Regions from separate parts of the Homo sapiens genome. Here region 2 is linked to region 1. A link is an interaction called in ENCODE POLR2A ChIA-PET data of the cell type or tissue named here. Cell type or tissue: MCF 10A. All regions are shown on one strand. Region 1 overlaps LOC102723834 (a long non-coding RNA gene). Region 2 holds the start of MIR6741 (microRNA 6741).

The links. ChIA-PET counts read pairs that join two places held together with the same protein. Peaks named below come from ENCODE experiments on the same cell type or tissue, not always from the same donor. Only the 100,000 strongest peaks of a DNase experiment are listed, where the experiment ranks them.
Region 2: POLR2A ChIA-PET joins it to region 1 with 10 read pairs; 2 of 35 experiments call an interaction of 5 or more read pairs at or near these places.

Annotation. Positions count from the first base shown.
Region 1 is chr1:225,708,363-225,710,862 of GRCh38, reverse strand. It overlaps LOC102723834 (a long non-coding RNA gene), which reads right to left. Exons shown (of 4, transcript XR_426933.4): 3 at 295-360. Among named protein-coding and RNA genes, the nearest start is that of ENAH, 56 kb to the right of the region's middle. RefSeq lists an enhancer at 1-589. In MCF 10A, no CTCF peak of the experiment used is centred here; a DNase peak (open chromatin) is centred at 1,482.
Region 2 is chr1:225,921,457-225,923,956 of GRCh38, reverse strand. PYCR2 (pyrroline-5-carboxylate reductase 2) reads left to right here. Exons shown (of 7, transcript NM_013328.4): 2 at 186-256; 3 at 1,574-1,753; 4 at 1,878-2,099; 5 at 2,313-2,405. It overlaps MIR6741 (microRNA 6741), which reads left to right and starts at 1,815; the gene lies at 1,815-1,877. RefSeq lists a silencer at 1-110. In MCF 10A, no CTCF peak of the experiment used is centred here; a DNase peak (open chromatin) is centred at 1,426.

The DNA of each region.
Region 1 (2,500 bases):
TACCCCCAATACCTGACTTGTAGTAAGGACTTCGTGTATTTATCAAGTGAGTGAGTGAATAAATGAACACCACTAGAAATCTACGAATATAATACAGTCATTATCTAAGGTATAATGATTTTGCTTGTACAGCATTTGGTGTGAAGAATTTGACAGTGAAAATATTTATTTGGCTATTCTGTAAAAGGAATTAGATTTTGATATATCAGCTCTGAAAATCGGGCTGGAAGCTAGCTGTCCTTTAGACAGTTAGGTCCAGCTGTTCTCACAAGTGCGTCATTTAGGAAGACATACCATTCACTGGAAGGATTTGACATATTTCCTGGGTCCAAGAACAAGCTTTGACTTAGGCTCTGTAGTCTGTAAATGTGAGAGAAAATAAAGTATGAGCTGATTTAGATTTATCCATATCCAGTTAAGGGCAGATTCACATTTTGAGGGGCCTGAAGCTTGGACAATTTTGGAGGCCTTCTTTTAAAAAAGCCCTTGTTTCTCTACCACCCCCAAACTTCTAGTGCCAGGAGCCCAGGACAGGCTCATTTTGTGACATCACATCTGACCCTGTACCTTTATGACATGCCAGGTGGGTCTTTACAGTGAGTAAAGGAGTATTCCTGGACGTCACCTATGTACTGATATAGCTATATTGCTATATATTGCTAGCTAGCAATAACTTCATATCTACCTAAGTGACAGCATACCACATACGTCTCCCACATCCCATAAATATGTCCCCAACATCCCATACTAAATGTAGTCCCAATGCAACTTCCTCTTAGCTGGATATCCAGAATGCCCATGGCCTCTCCAATGTCACTGACATCAGCGGAAAGTGGTAGAGGGGAAGTTAGGGTAGAGACAGAGAACTAGTTAAAGTATCTTACCTTTGAAATTTTTATAAAAACAGATTACCATGAGAGCACACAGTAGTCCCCTCCCAGAGCCATGAAAGAGGACAGTGCAATTGAGGGGCTATGAAGCTTAAACTCTGTTTAGTTTCATGATAAATGCACCTCTGCAAACAAACATTTATTGAGCATCCCTTACATGCCAGGCACTGTTTCAGGCACTCAGAATGAAGTGGTGAATAAAATAATCAAAGCCCATGACCTCATGGGGCGCACATCTAGTCTAGTTAAAATAGGTGTGTTTTCCTGGTTTGTGAGGACAGGAACATTGGATGTATTGGCCACCACTGCCTGACTCTCAATAAATATTTGTGGAATGAATAAATGAAAGATGGAATGAATGAAACATTTCAGAACTAAAAAGTATTGTGCTGTTGAGATTTGGTATGTCAATGAAATTCAGCACAAATTACAAAGTTGCTACAAAGCCTATGAAAAATTATAAGGACGATAATGACATGGGTGTTGCACCACAATTTTCTAGGACCCAAGCAGGACTATTGTTCTGACATGTATTAACATTGGCAGGTAACCAGAGATTCCACTTCCTTTCTGGAACTAAATTGGCACTCCAGCTAGTACACCTCTAAGGCAGGTCCTCCCTCAGTTTTGGAAGGTTAAAAACAGGGAGAGACAAGTGAGAACCAGTCCCAGTCCTGTGTCACCGACTCCTCCTTCTTCTGCCCGCTGGCTGCCGGAGCTACTGGAGATGTGGCCCTCAACAGCTGCTCATCTGTCACAGCATTCACTACAGGTGATTGGGTAACCTCTCCCTCCCATTGACCCCTCCGCCACCACCCCCCTACCTCCTACTTCACAGGAGATAGAGGTAATCAGAGGACAATGCCCACAGTCACCAAACCTGCAACATTACTGCACCTGAGTCCATCTTCCCCTTTATTCCTCTGTTAAGGATGGAACGAGCCCCAGCTGCATCATTTATTAGCTCTGTGACATGGAGCAATTGTGAGGGCCTCAGTTAAAGATTGTCCCCCACTTTTTTTTTTTTTTTGAGGCGGAGTCGAGATCGAGGCTGCAGTGAGCCATGATTGCACCACTGCACTCCAGCCTGGGCAACTGAGCAAGACCTTGTCTCAAACAAACAAACAAACAAACAAACAGAGATAATGGAAAAGGTACATGGTGCCTGGCACAAGAAACTTTCTTTAATTATTAATATTGCTGTTACTATTCTTATCATTTCTGTCCAAGGCCAATGCCTTCCATGGTATCTTGCCTTTTCAGAAACTCCACTCTTATCAGTTATTCACTCTCCCTGTTCCTTCAGCCTTTCTTCTATAGCCTCCTACCCATCACCATATAAACAAATACAATTTACTTCAATTTTTAAAGATGGCAGCGTAATTAAGAACTTTCCTTGACCTCACCTGCCCCTCCATCTGTCCTTCTTTCTCAGCTGCAGTCTTTGGAGAGTAGCTCGCATTCACTGTCTCTGTGACGCTGTCTTCCTCCCTTCCTTTCTGCATCCACCCAGCACTCCTCGGAGTCAGTCTTAGCAAGGTTACTAAAACCTCCCTGTGGCTTGATCCAGTGACTGCCTTGAGTCTTTTCTTCCTTGACCTCTCAGTAGC
Region 2 (2,500 bases), 210 kb before region 1:
GGAGTTTGCGTCCGGTGGGGTAGATGAGACTCTGGTTGAGCAGCAAGTGCGTCTTCTGTCCTCGTAGAGGGTTGAGGGGGAGAGGGAGACTGGCACTGTTAGGACGGCTCTGGGTTTTAGAGCCAGGGAAAGCGTGGTAACGGGCTGGGCCGCGACCCCTAGTTGAAAAGCTCTGTCTTCTGCAGGCATCCTGTCGGCTCACAAGATAATAGCCAGCTCCCCAGAAATGAACCTGCCCACGGTGTCCGCGCTCAGGGTAGGTGGAGCCGGGCGGAGTGGGAAGCGGGTGGAGGCCCAGGAAAAGGATGACCTGAGATGAAGTGAGTCTGGCCGGCCCCTGCGCCCAAGTGCTGGTCTTTGGCCGGCGGTGACCTTTACTCCAGGAACGTGACAATCTTTCCACCTTCTCTTGGGCAGCTCAATGTGGTGGGAACACCCAGGGAGACATAACTGGGGGTCAGATCCAGACACTGGAGTGGTAGAGGATTAACTGAGGTGATTATGTGATGAAAGCACCTGGCACATAGTAGGTACCTAATAAATACTCATTTTTTAAATTTTTTTTCAGACAGGGTCTTACTCTGTCGCCCAAGCTGGAGTGCAGTGGCGCGATCTCAGCTCACTGTAACCTCCGCCTCCCACCTCAGCCTCCCACCTCAGCCTCCCGAGTAGCTGGAATTACAGGCATCCACCACGCGCAGCTAATTTTTGTATTTTTGGTAGAGAATACTGTTGGCCAGGCTGGTCTCGAACTCCTGGCCTCAAGTGATCTGCCCGCCTTGGCCTCCCAAAGTGCTGGGATTACAGGGGTGAGCCACTGCGCTCAGCCATTTTTCTTAATAGACGAGTTGTATGACCTTAAAGTACTCAGCCACTTTGAGGCTATTTCCTCATTTACAACAGTGGCCACTTTGCTGTTATTCTGAGTCGTGAATGAGCATATTGGGAAGAATCTGGTGAGTTAGTTGTTCTGTTCTCCAAAAACATATTCCAAGTCTTCACCCAAAACCTGTGCTCTGTGGGAGAGGATGGCTGATGAGGCAGGTGACAGGCAGTGTCTGTGCCTAGGGTGGGCTGATGTCCCTAGCACTGGAGGGTCCTGCTTCTCAGTTTGGAGTCATAGAGGGATGGATGGCTTCCAGCCTAGCCCTGGACCACATGGAGACTGTGCGGTCCCCACGAACAAGCGGCCAGGGTTAGGATAGGGCCTGACTCAGCTGTGCTTTTAACGACCAGGTATTAGCATTTCCCTTTGCCCTGCCACTTTCACCATAGGGCCTTCTTACCTGGCAGAGGAGTGCCTTAGATACCAGAAGATTGGCAGGGAAGAAGGGCAGCCACTTCCTGGTTACCATGGAGAAGCTTGTCATGCTCCAAGCCTGTGCTTACTTGTCCAGTAGCAACAATGGGAAACTGTATTATTTGGGGTAGGGGTAGAACCCTGAGGGCATAAAGCTAAGAATTCCAGGCTGCATCTGGCAGAATCGGTTTGGCAGGGGTTCAGCTGCTCCCTGGGAGGCCTTGGCATAGCCAGGCTGCTCCAGCACTGTGAGCTGGGAGTCTCCTCTTGCAGAAGATGGGTGTGAACCTGACACGCAGCAACAAGGAGACGGTGAAGCACAGCGACGTCCTGTTTCTGGCTGTGAAGCCACATATCATCCCCTTCATCCTGGATGAGATTGGGGCCGACGTGCAAGCCAGACACATCGTGGTCTCCTGTGCGGCTGGTGTCACCATCAGCTCTGTGGAGAAGGTGCCCATCTCAGCCCTGATGCCCCTTGTGTGAGGGGAGGGTTGACCCACGAATGGCAGCTAATGGGTGGGTGCTGGTGGGAGCCGTGCCCTGGCCACTCATTCGGCTCTCTCCCTCACCCTAGAAGCTGATGGCATTCCAGCCAGCCCCCAAAGTGATTCGCTGCATGACCAACACACCTGTGGTAGTGCAGGAAGGCGCTACAGTGTACGCCACGGGCACCCATGCCCTGGTGGAGGATGGGCAGCTCCTGGAGCAGCTCATGAGCAGCGTGGGCTTCTGCACTGAGGTGGAAGAGGACCTCATCGATGCCGTCACGGGGCTCAGTGGCAGCGGGCCTGCCTATGTGAGGCCCTCATTTGCTCGCTCAGCCTTCTAGGAACCCAGGCAGCAAGATGGGCTGGCAGGCAGGCTTGGACTGGGGGTGGCGCCCACCTCTTGGGCACAGCTGGCTGGTACAGGATGCTGACCCTTGGAGCTAGTTCTAGTCATCAGAAAGCAGACCTAAGGAAAGGCCCTTCAGTGCCTATGGCCTGGGGCTTAGTGAGTGTCTCCACAGGCATTCATGGCTCTGGACGCATTGGCTGATGGTGGGGTGAAGATGGGTTTGCCACGGCGCCTGGCAATCCAACTCGGGGCCCAGGCTTTGCTGGTCAGTATCTTTCCCCCGCATGTTCAGGACCAGGGTGTAGAATGGGGGTTCTTGTGCATCACTGAACTGAGGTGGGAGTTGGTTGGGAAGCTGGG